Linked DNA regions of Homo sapiens: region 1 is linked to region 2. Evidence: chromatin loops called from intact Hi-C (ENCODE). Cell type or tissue: OCI-LY7. All regions are shown on one strand. Each heading gives the region's core, and the rest is flanking DNA. Links, peaks and the distances in the headings are about the cores only. Region 1 holds the start of NLRP8 (NLR family pyrin domain containing 8). Region 2 overlaps NLRP11 (NLR family pyrin domain containing 11).

Region 1 (5,383 bases), core at 237-5,236, 140 kb before region 2:
ACGGTATGTAAATGTGGTCTCTCTCTGTCTCAGAATATCTCAGTGTACTGTACTCATCTATTTTTGGCCATGATCAACCCAAACTTCAGAAAGCAAAACCTTGGATAAGGGGATGACTGTAGTCCAGCTCTGCTTTATTCATATTGAAGATGAGGTTTTGGATTACAATATCCTCCAGTGGGATTCACCCTTTGTTGCTGCGAAATGGCCTTTTAAAGTGTTTAACCTTCTTGCTTTAAATATAGCACTCCTGACATCACCATAGCTATACCAGCTGTCTTCTGCTGTTTCCATAGCATATGCTTTTCCACTATTTTACTTCCTACTTCTCTATGACTTCATTTAACGTTCACCTCATATAAGCAGTATTCAGTTAAGTTTTTAAAAAATAGGCCCATATGGGCTGGGCACAGTGGCTCACACCTGCAATCCCAGCACTTTGGGGGGCCAAGGCAGGCGGATTACCTGAGGTCAGTAGTTCGAGACCAGCCTGGCCAACATGGTGAAACCCCGTCTCTACTAAAAATAAAAAAAAATTACCCAGGCATGGTGGTGGGTGCCTGTAATCCCAGCTACTCAGGAGGCTGAGGCAGGAGAATCACCTGTACCTGGGAGGCGGGGTTTGCAGTGAGCCGAGATTGTGCCATTGCACTTCAGCCTGGGCAAGAAGAGCGAAACCCCATCTCAGAAAAATAAAATTAAAAAAATGCCCGTATGACAGTCTTTGCCTTTGGGTTAGATCCATTATCTTCCTCCACTGTTTGCTTTCTTGCTCAGAAGGCCAATAAGTGATAGGGGTGGTGACTAGAGTAGTTTAGCTGCCCAGCAGCCAAGCCCACCCCCACTTTATCCACCAGATCAACACTCACCATTTATCTCTCTGCGGACTACAACACACATTTTATCACAGTTCATAATGGCAAAGATGTTCGAAGTCACATCCCAAGCGCGTCGTCCAGGGAAACGCTCTATCAAGAGATGAACCACCTCTGCCCAGCTGGCTGTCTCGACCTGGTCCCAGGTGATGGGCATGGTGCCAGTACTGAGCTCAGTCAGTAAGAGCTGCTTGAACCGTTGTAGCTCCTCATGGCTCACGTTTCTCATGTACAGCATGACCCCATTTTCACATGGGGAGCCGGGGTAGCAAGAGAATGTCCAGGGCGGAATATGAGAACTGTGAGTGGAGGAGGATGAAAAGGGAATGGGGGTGTCAGAGGGTGGATTCACGTCACTCATCTTTAGTCAAGGCAGAGAACACCTCAGTGTCCACGATAAAGACAACCGATTGGAAGAGAGAAACACGAGACCTGCAGAGACATAAAACAATAAAACAAGAAGATGAAAACACTACCCAAGAAAACAGATTCGTGTAATGCTTACTTGGCAGGTATTCTGCGTGCCGGGTACTCCCTTTACCTCCTTTCCTCAAAGATTCTCTGCCCTATGGAAAAACTGAAGATGCATGGAATGTTTGGGATTAGTCCATTAGACTAATGGATTGTTTGTAGTTTCTATTCTCCATGACTTCTTTTGGGGAAGAGGCAAGCAAAATATCAAAGCCTTCACAAAAGGTTTAGCGAAAAGAAAAATTAGAAGCAGGTAAAATAATTCAGTGAAGCTAAAATCTAGAAAATATATGGTTGGTTAGAAGGCTCCATTAGATTAAAAGTGATCTCAAATTCAACAAAGTTTTTATTCTTAAAAAAATGGATCATGTATTAGAGAGATGCAAATCAAAACCACAACGAGATGTCATCTCACACCAGTCAGAATGGTGATTATTAAAAAGTCAAGCAATAACAGATGCTGTATTCTTAAAAAATGGATCATGTATTAGAGAGATGCAAATCAAAACCACAACGAGATGTCATCTCACACCAGTCAGAATGGTGATTATTAAAAAGTCAAGCAATAACAGATGCTGGTGAAGTCGCAGAGAAAAAGGAACACTTATACTCTGTGTGTGGGAGTGTAAATTAGTTCAACTACTCTGGATGACAGTGGGGCAACTCCTCAAAGACCTAAAAAGAGAACTACCATTCAACTCAGCAATCCCATTACTGGATATATATCCAAAGGAATATAAATCATTCTATTATAAAGACACATTCCTGTGTATGTTCATTGCAGCACTACTCACAATAGCAAAGTCATGGAATCAACCTAAATGCCCATCAGTGATAGACCGGATAAAAAAATGTGGTACATAAACACCATGGAATACTATGCAGCCATAAAAAAGAATGAGATCATGACCTTTGCAGGAACATAGATGGAGCCAGAGACCATTATTCCTTAGCAAACTAACACAGGAACAGGAAACCAAATACCACATGTGCTCATTTATAAGTGGTAGCTAAACGATGAGAACACATGGACACATAGAGGGAACACCACACACTGGAGTCTGCTAGAGGCTGGAGGGTGGGAGGAGGGAGAAGATCAGGAAAAATAACTAATGGGTACTGGGATTAATACCTGGGTGATGAGATAACCTGTACAACAAACCCACCCCCATAACACGTTTGCCTATATAACAAACCTGCACATGTACCCCTGTATCTAAAAGAAATGTAAAAAAGAAATAAAATAAAAAGGATCATGGGTGTATTTTTGTCCCCCCTGCCCCAACTTCCAATAATAGTTTATTTATTTATTATTTATTTATTTACTTAGAGACAGAGTCTCACTCTGTTTCCCAGGCTGGAGTGCAGTGGTGTGATCTCGGCTCACTGCAACCTCCACTTCCCTGGTTCAAGCAATTCCCTTGCCTCAGCCCCCTGAGTAGCTGGGATTACAGGCACCTGCCACCATGCCTGGCTAATTTTTTTGTATTTTTAGTATAGATGGGGTTTCACTATGTTGGCCAGGCTGGTCTCAAACTCCTGACCTCAAGTGATCCACCCACCTCAGCCTCCCAAAGTGCTGGGATTACAGGTGTGAGCCACTGCACCTGGCCAATAGCTTCTTCTTTAACACTTCTCCCTCTTATAACTTATGTGACACCCAAACATCTGGATAAACTTGTTTAATTGACTCAGTCCTCCCTTGGGTCCAGAGTAGCTGGGCTTGGTCCCAGGACAAAGGTGATATGCTCCTGGGTGGCTGACTCTTGCTAGTGCTCCTTCCGTCCAGTGGGTGGCGCTGCATGGAGGAGCCTAACACAGTCACACATTTTCTACCTCTACTTATTCCATGACCATTGCTGACCACGTTCCAGCCACAGTGAGCTGCAGCTTTAAGAAATTTGCAGGACTGGCTGGGTGCGGTGGCTCACGCCTGTAATCCCAGCACTTTGGGAGGCCAAGACAGGTGGATCACTTCAGGCCAGGAGTTCCAGACCAGCCTGGCCAACATGGTGAAACCCTGCCTCTATTAAAAACACAAAAAGTAGCTGGGCGTGGTGGTGGGTGCCTGTAATCCCAGCTACTCGGGAGGCTGAGGCAGGAGAATTGCTTGAACCCAGGAGGCAGAGGTTGCAATGAGTGGATATCATGCCACTGCACTCCAGCCAGGGTGATAGAGCAAGACCCTGTCTCAAAAAAAAAAAAAAAAAAAAAAAAAAGAAAAGAAAGAAAGAAAGGAAAAGAAAAGAAATTTGCAGGGCAAGGGAGGATGTTGGCAGTTACATCATCGTTTTGCTTTACTTTCATTCACTGCTGAAGGGAACATAAGCAGGGGGAACCTATCTGAAAGGCCTTTTCACAATACTACCAATCGTGTGCACTGCCATGGAATTCAGTAGTTCTACTCCTAAAACTGCAACCTGAGGCCAGGTGTGGTGGCTCATGCCTGTAATTTCAGCACTTTGGGAGGCTGAGGTGGGAGGATCACGAGGTCAAGAGATTGAGACCATCCTGGCCAACATGGTGAAAACCCGTCTCTACTTAAAAAAAAAAAAAAAAAAAACAAATATTGGCTGGGCGTGGTGGCATGCACCTGTAGTCCCAGCTACTTGGGAAGCTGAGGCAGGAGAATCACTTGAAACCAAGAGGGGGAGTTTGCAGTGAGTGAGCCAAGATCCCGCCACTGCACTCCAGCCTGGGCAACAGAGCGAGACTCCATCTCAAAAAAAACAAAAACAAAAAAGGCCAGGCGTGGTGGCTCACGCATGTAATCTCAGCAATTTGGGAGGCTGAGGTGGGCAGATCACAAGATCAGGAGATTGAGACCATCCTGGCTAACACGGTGAAACCCCGTCTCTACTAAAAATACAAAAACTTAGCCGGGCATGGTGGCAGATGCCTGTGGTCCCAGCTGCTTGGGAGGCTGAGGCAGGAGAATGGCATGAGCCTGGGAGGCAGAGCTTGCAGTGAGCCAAGATTGCGCCACTGCACTCCAGCCTGGGCGACAGAGTGAGACTCTGTCTCAAAAAACAAAACAAAACAAAACAAAACAAAACAAAAACAACAAAAAAACTGCACCTTACAGATACACTTGCACATGTGAGATGGTGTGTGCACAAGCCAGTCTGTCTTAGTCTGTTTGGACTGCCATAACAAATACCATACACTGGGTGGCTTAGTAACAACAGACATTGATTTCTCACTGCTCTGGGGGCTGGAAGTCCAAGATCAAGGGGTTGGCAGATTTAGTGTCTGGTGAGGGCAGCTTCCTGGTTCATAGAGAGCACCTTCTTGCTGTGTCCTCCTCACATGGAGGAAGGGGTGTGGGAACTCTCTGGAGGCTCTTTCATAAGGGCTGGAGTCCCAATCATGAGGGCTCTGGCCCCATGAGTTAATCACCTCCCAAAGTCCCTGCCTTCTTCTACCGTTACCTTGGTGGTTAGAGTTTCAGCCTGTGGATTTTGGGGGGACGCAGACATTCAGTTCATAACACAGTCCTTCTGGATTTACTCACTGAAATATCCCAGTGTCAAATATTACGCCAAACTCTCTATTTTTGGCACTGGGGATACGTTGGTGAGCAAAAGATACACAAAAAATTGTTGTCCTCATGTGGCTAAGATTTCAGTGAATGAAAATAAAGTGTAGGGGAGGAAAAGCTTTTCTCTGTCCCTTTATTGATCTTAGATTCATTGGCTGGAGGCTTGTACATTGGGGTCATGAAAGACAGATTCACAAAATCACAGCAAACAGAAGTTTATTTATGTGTGCATGCCCATGGGAGCACACTGATGCGATGGAAGACTATACACACCATGGGAAAAAGGAGAGGCGAGAGAGAACAGGAAGTGAGAAATAGCCTGCTGCGATTTGTAAAAGGCTGACGAAAGGGCTCACTGAAGCAGGGATGTCTGAGCAAAAGCTTGGAGGAGAGGAGGAGGTAAGAGGTCACGGAATGGGCTGTGTGGCTATCAGATGAGTTCCAGACAGAAGGGCAAGGACCACCACCCTATGGCCAGGACGTGCCTGGAGCTGTT
Region 2 (5,383 bases), core at 64-5,063:
ATTTTAAGTTACAGAGCATCCATCTGATTCTTATACTCTATATACCTAATATATGGGGATATATGCATAATATGAAACTTATTATAAAATTACCTCCTAATTCCAAAAGCTGGGTTATCCGTACATATGCTTCTATTCATTTTTTTTTAATTTTACTTTTGACAAATAGTTATGCATACTTATATGGGACAATGTGATGTTTTGATATGCTTCCATTGTGGAATGTTGACATGAAGCTAACAAATCTATTATCTCACATATTTATTCTCTTACGTGTGTGTGTGTGTGTGTGTGTGTGTGTACATGTGTGAAACTGGACAGCTTCTGAATGGCAAAGGGAAATGAGTGAAGAGACTCCTGGATTGGGAGAATATATTTGTAAACTATGTATGATACGGAACTAATATCCAAAGTATATAAGGAACTGCATAACAAGAAAACAGATAACCTAATCAATAAATTGGCAAAAAGAAAAACACCTAAATAGACATCTTCCAAAGATTTTTTTTTCTTGATTATGAATCATGGTTTATAATCATGAACCATACTCATCACCATGGCTTTCTGCTTCTTTGAATCTCAATTTTTTTATTGTATACTAAACGTCATAGATAAAAACAGTAAGGAGAAAGTCCTGTCTCTGCCAGGCTGTTGAGATGTGCTAGGTCGGAACTAGGCAGCCCTGGTAGTCTAGAGGGTGGGATCAGGCCCGTTGATCCATCAGGCTCATCTCCACTGGGGGGGAGCCAGTGTGCCACATTCCAGTACATTCAGGTCCACCACACCAGCCCTGCTGCAGCTGTTCATCATTGGCTTTTATTTATCCCATCAAAGTTCTTCCATGCTGCCAGGCTCCCTCTTTTGCCTGCCCTTACCCAGGGATAAAAACATTTTCAAGTATCTGCTCACTAAGGAAGGAGTCATCCCCCTCTAGGAATTCACTTATTTGGATCATTTCTGTATCATACCTCTATGACAGCTTTATACTTATGTCTTAACATTTTTGTTTGTTTTTGCAGTGGGAGTGCAATCTTGTGTATTCTCAAGAAATAAGACTCCCTTTACGATAAATTTTAACTTTATTCCATACAATTTCATTTATCTTAAGTAGTTCATTAAATGATCAGGATTTCAGTAATGATATGCATAAACAAAAAAATAGAAGGGAAGATGAACGTGTAACTCATGACTGATGGGCCAAGATGTAATAGATACTTTGAGCTGAATACGTACCAGGAAACAGTCCCTGAACTCGAGTTATTGCCTCAAAGGAAAAACTGGGTATGAAATGAAACATAATTGAAGGCTACCTAAAACGCTAAGGAACCCCCAAAAAGGAAAGAAATATGTTCTTGATGCCAAGACATGAGAGGGAAGCCCTTGAAGGATAAAGAACAAAGCTAAAACAGATCTGTCGACTCCACTGTATGAGTTGAATAGGTTTTATTCAACCTTTTTCCTTTAAAGCAATATGGGCCGGGCGCAGTGGCTCATGCCTGTAATCCCAGCACATTGGGAAGCCAAGGCAGGTGGATCACCTGAGGCCAGGAGTTCGAAACCAGCCTGGCTAACATGGCAAAACCCTGTCTCTACTAAAAATACAAAAAATTAGCCAGGTGTGGTGGTGCACGCCTGTAATCCTAGCTACTTGGGAGGCTGAGGCAGGAGAATCGCTTGAACCTGGGAGGTGGAGGCTGTAGTGAGCCCAGTTCGTGCCACTGCACTCCAGCCTGTGCAATAAGAGCAAAACTCCATCTCAAAAACAAGCAACATGATGGTAAATATCTTTGTACCTATATCTTTGTGATAAGCAGTAGTAAGTAAAAATTTCTACTATATTTTTACTGTAAACATGAAAAGAAGCTAAAACTGTTTTTACATCTTGAACTTTCATCTTTGTTCTGTATTTTCTGCCCTGTACTCGCTGGATTAGGCAATCAGGAGGCATGCAAAGCTGTCATGAGGAGAAAATTCATGCTGCAATGGGAAAGTCACACTTTTGGAAAATTTCATTATAAATTTTTTCGTGACGTTTCGTCAGATGTGTTCTACATACTTCAATTAGCCTATGATTCTACCAGCTATTATTCAGCAAACAATCTCAATGTGTTCCTGATGGGAGAGAGAGCATCTGGAAAAACTATTGTTATAAATCTGGCTGTGTTGAGGTGGATCAAGGGTGAGATGTGGCAGAACATGATCTCGTACGTCGTTCACCTCACTGCTCACGAAATAAACCAGATGACCAACAGCAGCTTGGCTGAGCTAATCGCCAAGGACTGGCCTGACGGCCAGGCTCCCATTGCAGACATCCTGTCTGATCCCAAGAAACTCCTTTTCATCCTCGAGGACTTGGACAACATAAGATTCGAGTTAAATGTCAATGAAAGTGCTTTGTGTAGTAACAGCACCCAGAAAGTTCCCATTCCAGTTCTCCTGGTCAGTTTGCTGAAGAGAAAAATGGCTCCAGGCTGCTGGTTCCTCATCTCCTCAAGGCCCACACGTGGGAATAATGTAAAAACGTTCTTGAAAGAGGTAGATTGCTGCACGACCTTGCAGCTGTCGAATGGGAAGAGGGAGATATATTTTAACTCTTTCTTTAAAGACCGCCAGAGGGCGTCGGCAGCCCTCCAGCTTGTACATGAGGATGAAATACTCGTGGGTCTGTGCCGAGTCGCCATCTTATGCTGGATCACGTGTACTGTCCTGAAGCGGCAGATGGACAAGGGGCGTGACTTCCAGCTCTGCTGCCAAACACCCACTGATCTACATGCCCACTTTCTTGCTGATGCGTTGACATCAGAGGCTGGACTTACTGCCAATCAGTATCACCTAGGTCTCCTAAAACGTCTGTGTTTGCTGGCTGCAGGAGGACTGTTTCTGAGCACCCTGAATTTCAGTGGTGAAGACCTCAGATGTGTTGGGTTTACTGAGGCTGATGTCTCTGTGTTGCAGGCCGCGAATATTCTTTTGCCGAGCAACACTCATAAAGACCGTTACAAGTTCATACACTTGAACGTCCAGGAGTTTTGTACAGCCATTGCATTTCTGATGGCAGTACCCAACTATCTGATCCCCTCAGGCAGCAGAGAGTATAAAGAGAAGAGAGAACAATACTCTGACTTTAATCAAGTGTTTACTTTCATTTTTGGTCTTCTAAATGCAAACAGGAGAAAGATTCTTGAGACATCCTTTGGATACCAGCTACCGATGGTAGACAGCTTCAAGTGGTACTCGGTGGGATACATGAAACATTTGGACCGTGACCCGGAAAAGTTGACGCACCATATGCCTTTGTTTTACTGTCTCTATGAGAATCGGGAAGAAGAATTTGTGAAGACGATTGTGGATGCTCTCATGGAGGTTACAGTTTACCTTCAATCAGACAAGGATATGATGGTCTCATTATACTGTCTGGATTACTGCTGTCACCTGAGGACACTTAAGTTGAGTGTTCAGCGCATCTTTCAAAACAAAGAGCCACTTATAAGGCCAACTGCTAGGTGAGTCTTTAAAAAATAAATCCTCTTTCCTGTCTTCCTAAGACCTGCCCATAATTCTAGAGCTTGTTGACCAGAACAAGACAAACTCGGGGCCATGAAGAACTTGACTTCCAATCTAGCTTCTAATTAGACCAGTGACTTAAATCTCTCTGCTTCTGTTTAAACTCAAAGTTTGAGTTAAACCTCAGCACTGTTGAAGTTTTGGGCCAGCTATTCTTTGTGGTGGGGGTCTATCTTGCACATTGTAAGAGGTTTAGCAGTATCTCTGGTCTCTCCTGTGGCCAGTAGGGTCCCCTTTTCCCCGTTTGTGACAGCAACAAAAATCTTATACATCACCAAATGTCTGCTTAGCGGCAGAATTGCCTCATTGCAAACCAGTGGTTTAACCTAATTTCTTCAGATCTGTTGTATAGATTAAAAAGAAATAAACCTTGTATTGTTACATTATAGGAGTATTCATGATAGCACAAAACATGCAACATTGATTTTTAATATTGAAGTTTAAAAATATTTAATAATCTCGCATTTAAAGGCCCTGCACTCAGATGTGTCTTATCAGAATATGGAATCACCAGCTACTTTAATGGATCTGAGTGTTGTTCATTCATGTTTGACCCTACTTTATTTCTTGCTGCATGGTATTAAATCTGAGTCAGACAACAGGCACTCTCAAAACATACTTTAATTTACATGTTTTACAAATTGCTGGAGTTGAATCGATTCCATTGGAAAACTCAATTTTTCTTCTATGTAGTCAAATGAAGAGCCTTGTCTACTGGAGAGAGATCTGCTCTCTTTTTTATACAATGGAGAGCCTCCGGGAGCTGCATATCTTTGACAATGACCTTAATGGTATTTCAGAAAGGATTCTGTCTAAAGCCCTGGAGCATTCTAGCTGTAAACTTCGCACACTCAAGTAAGTACTATATCAACCTCTGCCTTAGAGGTTCCCCTAGGAATAACGGTGGTCTTTTTCTTTCTCTGGGAGAAGACAATATACAAAACACACTTTCAGGTCAGGCTCATCAGGGCCTAGGCTCCTTCTGTACTTCTCAACCATCTTTAGTGTGTCTATGATAAAGATGACCTTAGGCCACAGTAGCATCTGAGGTCCCAGCCATCATGGCTGCCTTCAAGGCAGGAAGCAACAGAAGGGAGAAGGAAAGGTTTATCTAGAAGCTTCAGGAGCTTCCTTGATGGAGTCTTTTCAAAACTCTTTCTTGTATCACTTCTGCTTGCATCTCATTGGCCTGTTTACCTTGTCTTCATACGGCTTCATATAACTACAAAGGGGGACTGGGAAAGTAGTCTCTTGGAATCAGGAAGAAATAGTAACAAGTGGGTTTATCCTAAGGAAGAAAGCAAAAATGGGTCAGGGTAGGAGTCTAACAGTTTCTTTCCTACAGAATGCGTTAGAATCAGGTGAAAAGCAGCTGTACTTGCCTAAACAGTCACTGGGAAAATTAGTATTTATCTGAGTTTATAATAGCTCTATAGGAAATGGCACTAAAATATTCAGTACACATCAACATATATGATCTTAGGATTCTGGAAGCCCAGGAGTTAACTTTATTTTCATTCAAGAAGAATGCCTACTTTGTTTGAGGTGCTAGTCTAAGCACTAGGATATATCAATGGGGGGAAAAAAGACAAATTTCCTTGTTTGCTATCTGATGAGACAGAATATAGGCAGACATAATAAGTACACGCATTTTAAAGTATTTTAGGATAATGGTGTTACGGGGGGAAAAGAATGGCAAGGTCAGGGTGCATAAGTGGGTATTTAGGGGTGTGGGAGGGTACAGGCTGTAGTAATAAGTTCCACAGAGAAAGTGAGATTTGAGCAAAGACTTGAATGAGGTGAAAGAATGAGCCAGATA

The links. Hi-C counts contacts between places; a loop is a spot of excess contacts. Peaks named below come from ENCODE experiments on the same cell type or tissue, not always from the same donor. Only the 100,000 strongest peaks of a DNase experiment are listed, where the experiment ranks them.
Region 1: a loop joins it to region 2, with 2.5 times the contacts of the local background. A loop is called at or near these places in 1 of 110 quality-filtered maps.

The regions. Positions count from the first base shown.
Region 1 is chr19:55,943,756-55,949,138 of GRCh38, reverse strand. NLRP8 (NLR family pyrin domain containing 8) reads right to left here and starts at 1,307. Exons shown (of 10, transcript NM_001433706.1): 1 at 870-1,307. The coding sequence starts at 1,236. In OCI-LY7, for the core only: CTCF peaks have their summits at 3,140 (motif pointing right) and 4,490; DNase peaks (open chromatin) are centred at 3,128, 4,548 and 5,228; H3K4me3 peaks cover 221 bases.
Region 2 is chr19:55,806,889-55,812,271 of GRCh38, reverse strand. It overlaps NLRP11 (NLR family pyrin domain containing 11), which reads left to right. Exons shown (of 10, transcript NM_001394894.2): 3 at 1,934-3,503; 4 at 4,258-4,419. Among named protein-coding and RNA genes, the nearest start is that of NLRP11, 22 kb to the left of the region's middle. RefSeq lists enhancers at 2,528-2,577, 2,475-2,769. In OCI-LY7, for the core only: CTCF peaks have their summits at 2,418, 2,621 (motif pointing right) and 3,809; a DNase peak (open chromatin) is centred at 2,651; H3K4me3 peaks cover 2,405 bases; H3K27ac peaks cover 1,100 bases.